Regions from separate parts of the Homo sapiens genome. Here regions 2 and 3 are each linked to region 1. A link is a contact called in ENCODE Hi-C or POLR2A ChIA-PET data. All regions are on one chromosome and are shown on one strand. Each heading gives the region's core, a stretch centred on a gene start or an enhancer-like site at or near the end of the contact. The rest is flanking DNA. Distances are from core to core; before and after follow the strand shown.

Region 1 (3,115 bases), core at 174-2,673:
TGCCACACATTTGTTGGCTGGACACAGGATGCAAATGCTGAAAGCTCACTTTGTGTCCCTGCCACTCTCCCCGCCCACTGTCCATCTCCTCTAGTGTGTAGTGGTGGCCCTATCCCCTTTTGGCACAGCTGGGGCCCCCTTTCTGTTCTCCATCTGAATCCAGGCCTGAGGCATCTCTGCTCCCTGGCATCACCCTGTAATAGACACATCCTTCCTAGGAACACAGGATCCTCTCCTCCCTTCCCCATGCCCCAGGGCTGCTCCTCTGCTCCCAGGCCAACTGCACTCCTTCTCTGGAACACAGCTCTTATCTATCTCCCAGAACAAGGAAGTTTCATCCTGTAACTAAGTCTTGCCAATCCGAGGAAAAGGCTTGAGGGTAGGAATGGTTCAGAGAAGAAAAACTAGGCCATCCTCTGAGATCAGGAGTCCTGAGGTCCCAGGAGGATCAGAGCAGCCTTGTAACAGTCTAGTGCAACTCCTTTGACTTACTAATGGGGAAACTGAGGCCCAGAAAAGGGTGGGACATGCCCACGGCCACACAGTGAGAAAGTGTCAGGCAGGACTGGGATGGAGGTCTTCTCATGCCAGACCCTATGTGCTTCACCCTGACTCCCTCTGCTAAGACCCAATCAAAGGCTGGCTGTTCCTATGCATTGCATAGATGCAGTACTTTTAAGTTTTTGCCACAGACCAGCCTGTGAGGATAAAATGGATCAGACATGCCCCTTGCCTCCAGCAGTGTTGTTCTCTAAGGAATAATAATACAAACTAGGACTGGGCGGGGTGGCTCATGCCTGTAATCCCAGAACTTTGGGAGTCCGAGGTGAGAGGATTGCTTGAGCCCAGGAGTTCAAGACCAGCCTGGGCAACATAGGGATACCTCTGTCTCTACAAAAAAAAAGGACAGGGAGAGAAACCGCATGAGCCTCAAGCAGATACCGCAATACATGGAGCCCACAAAGGCACTGGCTGTGTTTCTCTGCCATTTCAACCCCATTTGGACCTTAGTTGTGGCATGCAGGAGGGCCCTGCCAGGACGGTGACCCCTTACTCGCCTTCAACCCCTGCTGTAAGTAGCCCCCAGCAGGGTGTGGGGCAGAAGAGCCCTCCCCGGAGAGCTCAGTACTGCAATTCTGCCACTGGGTGGCACTGTGGTGCCTCAGGAGGGGGACCACGCCTAAAGGAAACTGCCCAGAGAAGGGGTGGCACGGGAAAAGCGTCACTTGGGCCCTCCTGTGCTGGGCAAGTTGCTTTCCATCTAGGGTTACAAAGAGGTACATGAAATAGGTCCTGCCTTCCAGGAGCCCACAGTGGAACAGTCACATGGACAACAAATTAATTGTTCCAATAATAGATGTAATTAGTTGCTCCAATAGAAGCACAAGAACAACCGGTTCCCGCTGAGGGGCCCGGGGAGGAGGCAGCAATTGAGTCTTGATGTTAGAGTGCTCAGCAGGCCATTCTAGTTCAGGCTGTCTCTCACAGTGCAGGCTCTCAGGGCACTGCGCACTTGGTTTGGGTGGGAGGTAGGGGTGGGGTGTGCCCAGGGAGGTTTGGCCCAGTCCATAGGACAGCGACCTGTAGGGAGCTGGGGGCTGGAAGCCTCTGTCAGCCACCTTCCCCAGCCAGCAGCAGGCTGAGCCTCTGAGGCCAGGGCCTTTGGTGTGGCTATCCTGGGTTGCTCTGTCTCCATTAAAGCACTTAGCTAAGGGACATGGAGGAGAGACACTGGTGTTAGGACAACCAGAACACTGGGAAGTCTTCCAGTGCCAAAGAAAGACAACTGGCCTCCTGTCCTCTTGCTGTGCCTTCTGGCCTCAAGTCCACATGACCTTGGCCTGGGTACGGCAGCCCTCAGGGCTCAGTGACTACATCTGTAAAAAGGGTCTTCTGTCTAAACAAATATATTGAGAAATGAAAAAGTTTAAAGGACCTCTTTTGACTGACCTGAAGGCACACCCTGTGTCCTGCAGGTGTGGGGGACACCTGGGAGAGAAGGACTCTCCTCTGCCGGCTTCAGGTTGTGGCTGGGCCCAGTGGAAAGCCAGAATACATCTCTGTCCTTGGAACACAATTCATCCTCCACAGCTTCTGTAAAATCTGATGGGCTGAGCTTTGCAGCAGGGAAGTGATTTAATACCTAGTAGATACATTTTCATTAAATTTTTGAAGATGGAGCAAAGCCTCTAGTTTTCAAATTTTCTGTGCAGAAGTTAACCCATTATGGTGTTGAAACCCACATCCGCACCGTAAAACTAAAATCTTCTTCTCAAAACAAAGCACAATATATCACCCTGTAATAGACACATCCTTCCTAGGAACACAGGATCCTCTCCTCCCTTCCCCGTGCCCCAGGGCTGCTCCTCTGCTCCCAGGGCTGCTCCTCTGCTCCCAGGCCAACTGCACTCCTTCTCTGGAACACAGCTCTTATCTATCTCCCAGAACAAGGAAGTTTCATCCTGTAACTAAGTCAATCCAACTAAGGAGATGGATTGACTGAGGTTTGCAACTAGGGGCTTCAAGCTTGCCCAGGAGATGAGCAAAGGGTTGGCCGGACCGTTGCTCGCACACCCATCACCAGTAGGGTGCACCTCTTTTCTCCTCCCAGGTCCTCACTGGTGAGGCTGCAAGCCAGGGCTGGGTGTGGCATTTCAAGCAGATACTCTGCACCTCCTTTTGTCATTTACAAGTGATGCTGGTGACAGGTGATTGGGTGTTTGGAAGGCACACAGGGTCTCATGGATCTGAGGGTTTGCTACAGACGGGGAAACTCCTCACATTCCCTCCACCAGTGTCCCACCCCAGAGCTAGGCTTGCCCACCATGGCTGGGGATCCAGGTTACCTTTTAGAGGGATTGCTCCCCTCCAGCCGACCGCCACTCCAGAGGAGGCCTGAGGGGCTTTCCTCCCACCTATATTTAAATAGCACGCACAACCTTTCCATTGAAATCGTGCACAAACTGGAGCTTTCCAAAGACACTTTTATTTACACATTTTACTGCTAAACAACAGAAATTTTATGTAATTATGTATTTGAATACTGATGAGAGGAGGGAAGGAGGATGGCCAGAGGGGAGCTGATGGGGATTAAGGGAGATAAAGATAAAGCCCT
Region 2 (3,082 bases), core at 144-2,643, 140 kb after region 1:
AGAGGCAGGAGAATCACTTGAACTGAGGAGGTGGAAGTTGCGGTGAGCCGAAGTGGCATGTCACTGCACTCCAGCCTGGACAACAGAGCAAGACTCTGTCTCCAAAAAAAAAAAAAGGTGGTATAATTTCTCTGTAGATCAGTAAGAGGTACACTGCTTAGAATGCATTCTTACTTTATTTTGCTGATTTTTTTTCGACTGTTATAATCACTCCTTAAGCATTGTTACCAAAAAGCAGAGACAAAGGCACATTTGTTCTATTAATGAAATTGGGTGCAGTGGCTTACGCCTGTAATCCCAGCACTTTGGGAGACTGAGGTGGGGAGGATCACTTGAGTCCAGGAGTTCAAGACCAGCCTGGGCAACATAGTGAGCTCCCATCTCTATTAAAAAAAAAAAAAAGTCAAGAATCCAGGCCCATCACATCCACTTCGTGTCCTCTAGTATTTATTTACTCGTCTGATCTGTGTCCAGAACTTTGACCTTATGGACCACAGAAAACTGGAAGTCCTTTGTCACCTGTTCCCTTACCCAGTCTGGAAAGTGGCAAAGTAGCCGAGCATGGGAAATTGTGAATGAGAGTGTTTCTTTGAGCCATTTAAAGTCATTTTTTATTATCCTCTTTTGTTCTCTATTATGTGTGATTGAATGTTGACTATAGATAAGAGGTAGTTAATCCCTAGGCTTTTCTTCTTAGACTCAGAATACTCCGTTTTGACTAGCCTTGAAGTTTTAGTTTATTTAAAATACAAAATTAAATGTGAAACTAGTGATAGATTATCATTACTTATCAGTAACAGTAATAGTAAATGGTAGTAGTAATTTACTATCAATAGTTGATAATAGACTGCTTTTAGTCTCCAGATACCATTTAGAGATTTCATTTAATGCAAAAAACATTTGAAAATGTTTGGCACCTACCGCTTTGATCCCATTGACAACATTTATTTTTCTGCTAAATGAAGCATTTCTTGGCCGGGCAAGGTAGCTCACACCTATAATCCCAGCACTTTGGGAGGCCAAGGTGGGTGGATTGTTTGAGCTCAGGAGTTTGAGACCAGCATGGGCAACATAGTGAGATCCTGTCTGTACAAAAAATAAAACAGTTGGTTGAGTGTGGTGGTGCATGCTCATAGTACCAGCTGCTCGGGACGCTGAAGTGAGAGGATTGCTTGCACCCAGGAGTTTGAAGTTGTCGTGAGCCGTGATTACAGTACTGTGCTCCAGCCTGGGCAACAGAGTGAGACCCTGTCTCAAAAACGTTTAAAAAAAGTATTCTTTTTTTCTGTTCAGTAGACTTGTTTTTAAACTTTTTATTTCAAAATAGTTATAGACTCACAGGAAGTTACAAAAATAGTACAAAGAATCCCTCCCATTTACCCTTTACCTAACTTCCTCAAATGGTGACATCTTATATAACTGTAGTACTATAGCAAAACCAAGAAATTGACATTAGTACATTACTGTTAACTGCACTTTAGACCTTATTCAGTTTCACCATTTTCATCTGCATTCATTTATGTTTGTGTGTAACATATGTACCTCTGTTCAGTTTTATTACGTGTATAGATTCATGTACTCACCACTACATTGAGATATAGAACCGTCACCATAAAAGAATTCCCTTTTGCTGCTCACTGTACAGCCTACCTGCCCTCCCTGTCTCCTAGCTACCACCAACGTGTTTTCTATCTTTTTCCATCTCTTGTTTTATTTTTTTCTATCATTCTAGTCTCTTTCTTTTAAAAATTGACTTTTCTTCAAATGGAACCTAGAAATGAATAAAAACTTACCGTCAGTCGCCTCAGGAGCTGTGTTTGAAGGCACAGATGATAGATCTGCATTATCCACATAATAGGGGTTCATTTGCAGAAGCCATCCCCACACCCTCAGAGATCCCTGTTTGTGAGTTGTTTCAGGGATAGTCTCAAATTTTCCTACTGTGTCTAATTGACCTGGGAATATCACTTCCAGTATTCCTCTTTTGCACTTAGTGTTATAGAAGCCTCTTGTCCTTCAGGGTATCATCCTATATCTTCTCTGTCTTTCTTTTATCTGCTATGGTTTATGGTTTGTCATTTTTAAATCAGTTTAAAGTTTTTGTTTTTCAATTGTAATACCTTTTGGGTGATGGGTTCTGTTACTCATTTTAGAAAATTGTGCTGCCTTGTACTCACATCAGTTACCTTAAAGTGTCAAGAAATGGCTCTTAATTCTGTTATTCAAAGATAGAGTGGAAAAATCCATGTTCAGATTTATATCGTTTATGCTACTGATAACGTTGGCCTGAATCCAGTAATTTTCAAATTACGTATCTTTTCGATAATGTTGTATAAATGGAATCTTACAGGTAGTTCTGATTACTGACATGAACTTTCCTCTTTCTAGCTGTTCTTTTCTTACCTATTTATGGATCTGTTTATTTTTTAAAAACCAAACATAATTCACATACGTAGTGGGGGAAAAAAAGTCAGATCCAGAAAGGTTTAAACTCCACAGATCTATTTCCTAAAACGTTACCATTTGTAATAGTTTTGTGTTTGTCCTGAGAAATTAGTGTTTATGCATATATCAAAATAAATGTGCAGGCCAGACATGGTGGCTCATGCCTGTAATCTGTAATCCCAGCACTTGGGGAGGCTGAGGCAGGCAGATTGCTTGAGCCCAGGAGTTTGAGCCTGGCCTGGGCAACATGGCAAAATTATGTTTCTACTAAAAATTAAAAAATTAGCCAGGTGTGGTGGCATGTGCCTGTAGTCCCAGCTATTTGGGAGGCTGAGGTGGGAGAATCACATGAGCCCAGGAAGTTGAGGCTGCAGTGAGCCATGATCCTGCCACTGCACTCCAGCCTGGGCAATGGGAATAAGACCCTGTCCGAAAAGTAAATAAAAAAATGTGCAATGTGTTTTATATAAATGGACTCTTACTGTACATAGTATTTAGTCTATACCCACTCTTTGCTTAATGTGTCTTCCTGAGCTCTTCATGTCAACACGTAGGTTCATCACATTCTTTGTAATGACTGCAAACTAGTAGCTTTTTGATTTATACATACATACATACAGGGTCTCACTCTTTTACC
Region 3 (3,248 bases), core at 267-2,766, 170 kb after region 1:
AATTCCAGCACTTTAGGAGGCCGAGGCAGGAGGATCACGAGGTCAGGAGATCGAGACCATCCTGGCTAACACGGTGAAACCCCGTCTCTACTAAAAATACAAAAAATTAGCCGGGCGTGGTGGCGGGCACCTGTAGTCCCAGCTACTCTGGAGGCTGAGGCAGGAGAATGGCGTGAACCCGGGAGGTGGAGCTTGCAGTGAGCCGAGATTGTGCCACTGCACTCCAGCCTGGGCAACAGAGCGAGACTCCAACTTGAAAAAAAAAAAATGGAGTTAAGGCCGGGCGCGGTGGCTCATGACTGTAATCCTAGCACTTTGGGAGGCCAAGGCAGGTGGATCACAAGATCAGGAGTTCGAGAGCAGCCTGACCAACATGGTGAAACCCCGTCTCTACTAAAAATACAAAAATTAGCCAGCTGTGGTGGCGGGCGCCTGTAATCCCAGCTACTCAGGTGGCTGAGGCAGGAGAATTGCTTGAAGAGAGGCAGAGGTTGCAGTAAGCTGAGATCACACCAATGCACTCCAGCCTGGGCAACAGAGCGAGACTCCGACTCAAAAATAAAATAAAATAAAATAAAAATAATGATAATAATAAAATAAAAATATGGAGTTAAATCAACTGGCAGAAAAAAAGCAGGTGCCAGGGCTGGAAGTGGGTGCTTCCCAGGAACAGAGCTCAATGGGGAACTGCAGAGCTAGGGGACCATTATTTTTAATTGTAAGCATTTTCACTGTAAAACGTTTGATTTTTAAAGATAAGCACACTTATTACTTCGATAGAGATAAAACTCAAGCCATAAAAGGAAAGTGAGGGGCCAGGCACAGTGGCTTGTGTCTAAAATCCCAGAGGCTAGGGTGGCTGAGGCAGGAGGAGCACTTGAGGCTAAGAGTTTGAGACAAACCTGGGTAGGATAGCAAGACCCTGTCTCTTCAAAAAATAATTTAAAAAAGATTTAATCAGGCATGGTGGCATGATCCTGTAGTCCCAACTTCTTTGGAGGCTGAGGAAGGAGGACTGCTCGAGCCCAGGAGGTTGAGGTTGCAGTGAGCCATGACTGTGCCACTGCACTCCAGCCTGGGTGACAGAACGAGACCCCAGCTCCTTTTTTTTTTTTTTTTGAGACGGGGTCTCGCTGCGATGCCCAGGCTGGAGTGCAATGGCGCCATCTTGGCTCACTGCAACCTCCGCCTCCTGGGATCAAGCGATTCTCCTGCCTCAGCCTCCCGAGTAGCTGGGATTACAGGCACACGTCACCATGCCCGGCTAATTTTTGTATTTTTAGTAGAAACAGGGTTTCACCATGTTGGCCAGGCTGGGCTCAAACTCCTGACCTTGGGTGATCCGCCCACCTCGGCCTCCCAAAATGCTGGGATTACAGGTGTGAGCCACTGCACCCGGCGGAGACCCCAACTCTTAAAAAAAAAAAAGAAAAAAATAAAGTGAGTGGCAGCTGGGACTGGCTTTGGGGTGGAAACCACATCCTGAGTTGAACCTTTAGACCATGGAGAAGTTTCTGAGGCACTTAAGCACGAATTTTTGCATGATTGGTCATGTGATGCATCACATAATTTTTGGTAACTAAACTGAAATAATAAAAAGTAAATTTGCAGGGTTTCAGTACTATAGTTGTCAGTACTGTACTTACATAGCACCCCATGGAAAATAAAACAAGACAAACCAAATATTACATAAGCACATATTGCTACTCTAACTTCTTCTGTTTTATGTTACTGTCATCCAAGGAGAAAATTTAAGCATAGCTTTCATAAAAATAGCTCGCCTGCACTGAACATGCGCTGTATATATGCCAGAGTCTGCAGAAACCACATCCTGCATTTAACCTTTGGATCACTGAACAGTTTCTGAAATGGTAAGCATGAATTACTGCACAATCCACCATGTCCAGACAGAAATAGTTAAAGTGGACTAATATTAAATATAGCATTTATTTTTAGGGTTGTAAGAGTGACGCAGAGAACCCATACACAAGAGAAACTAAAATGGAGTAAAGCAAACCATCTTACTTCAGCACCTGTTACTGTTCCAACGACTGCCTGATCACACCTCTCCAGCCCCGGATGATGTTCTGAGGAATGTTTTTAATTTTAATTGTGAACATTTACTGAGCACTTAGAATGTGCCTGGCAGTCTTCAATTATTTATTTATTTATTTAGAGACGGAGTCTGGCTTTGTCGCCCAGGCTGGAGTGCAGTGGTGTGATCTTGGTTCACTGCAGCCTCTGCTTCCCGGGTTCAAGCAATTCTCATGTTTCAGCCTCTTGAGTAGAGTAGCTGGGATTACAGGTGCCCACAACTATGCCTGGCTAATTTTTGTATTTCTAGTAGAGACGGGGTTTCTCCATGTTGGTCAGGCTGGTCTCGAACTCCAGACCTCAAGTGATCTGCCTGCCTCTGCCTCCCAAAGTGCTGGGATTACAGTTTGTGAGCCACCGTGCCTGGACTGTCTTCAATTTTTAGATACTTACAGAAGAGTTTATGTTTCAATTTTGGGTTTCCAGGTCTATGCATCAAGAGTTCATAATGTGTGAACAGACAAACTCTTACCTAATTTTCAAGGCAGTGTGAAGTTTGTAAAGAAACAACAGGTTTACTCTGGACACTGCCTGGAAGTGTATGAATTGTTTATAGCGGAGCATGTAGGTGTCTCATACACAGCAAATTAACATGATGGCATTTTAATCAAATCTTCTTCTATCTGGTCAAATGATGAGTACGGTGATATAATGTACTAAGGGTGAGCCACAGGTGTATACAGCTTGGCATGGGGAAAAAAAAGAACAACCAACCTCTTTACAAGGAACAGTGCCAGGTGCAGACAGCCCACAAAGGCCTGATTTCCTTTTTTTTTTTTTTTTAAGACAGAGTCTTGCTCTGTCACCCAGGCTGGGGTGCAGTGGTGTGATCATAGCTCACTGCAGCCTCAACATCCCTGGGCTCAAGCAATCCTCCTACCTCAGCCTCCTGAGTAGCTGAAATTACACGCATGCACCACCACGCCTGACTAACATTTTACTTTTTGTAGAGATGGGGTCTCACTATGTTGCCCAGGCTGATCTTGAACTCCTGGGCTCAAGTGATCCTCCTGCTTTGGTCTCCCAAAGTGTTGGGATTACAGGTGTGAGCCACGATGCCCGGCCAGGCCTGGTTTCATGACAGCTGATGAAGTGGATGGACAGGGCCAACTTTCTGCAGGGCTGGGTTGCACCATGCTCCAAGTGGGAGCCAA

The links. A loop is a pair of places that touch in the nucleus more often than their neighbours do. ChIA-PET counts read pairs that join two places held with the same protein, here RNA polymerase II (POLR2A). Pooled maps may share reads with other maps.
Region 2: a loop to region 1 is called in a map of HepG2, with 4 times the contacts of the local background. The contact joins two enhancer-like sites. A Hi-C loop is called at or near these places in 2 of 168 maps with a recorded cell type or tissue (HepG2 and naive thymus-derived CD4-positive, alpha-beta T cell) and 7 of 50 pooled maps. POLR2A ChIA-PET finds 5 or more read pairs at or near these places in 2 of 52 experiments (Caco-2 and activated T-cell).
Region 3: a pooled map shows a loop between it and region 1 (4-fold over the local background). The contact joins two enhancer-like sites. A Hi-C loop is called at or near these places in 61 of 168 maps with a recorded cell type or tissue (B cell, CD14-positive monocyte, CD4-positive, alpha-beta T cell and 42 more), 34 of 37 single-sample maps with no recorded cell type and 33 of 50 pooled maps. POLR2A ChIA-PET finds 5 or more read pairs at or near these places in 31 of 52 experiments (A549, AG04450, CD4-positive, alpha-beta T cell and 24 more).

What each region holds. Positions count from the first base shown.
Region 1 is chr10:86,583,664-86,586,778 of GRCh38, reverse strand. No RefSeq gene overlaps it. Among named protein-coding and RNA genes, the nearest start is that of WAPL-DT, 63 kb to the right of the region's middle. RefSeq lists enhancers at 1,247-1,306, 1,548-2,049. Within about 2 kb of position 1,423, at least 5 of the 41 ENCODE cell types and tissues checked have a DNase peak (open chromatin) inside an H3K27ac peak, as active enhancers do.
Region 2 is chr10:86,448,427-86,451,508 of GRCh38, reverse strand. All of the region lies in intron 15 of WAPL (WAPL cohesin release factor), which reads left to right. Among named protein-coding and RNA genes, the nearest start is that of WAPL, 72 kb to the left of the region's middle. Within about 2 kb of position 1,393, at least 2 of the 41 ENCODE cell types and tissues checked have a DNase peak (open chromatin) inside an H3K27ac peak, as active enhancers do.
Region 3 is chr10:86,411,884-86,415,131 of GRCh38, reverse strand. No RefSeq gene overlaps it. Among named protein-coding and RNA genes, the nearest start is that of GRID1, 47 kb to the right of the region's middle. RefSeq lists enhancers at 1,007-1,056, 2,057-2,406. Within about 2 kb of position 1,516, at least 5 of the 41 ENCODE cell types and tissues checked have a DNase peak (open chromatin) inside an H3K27ac peak, as active enhancers do.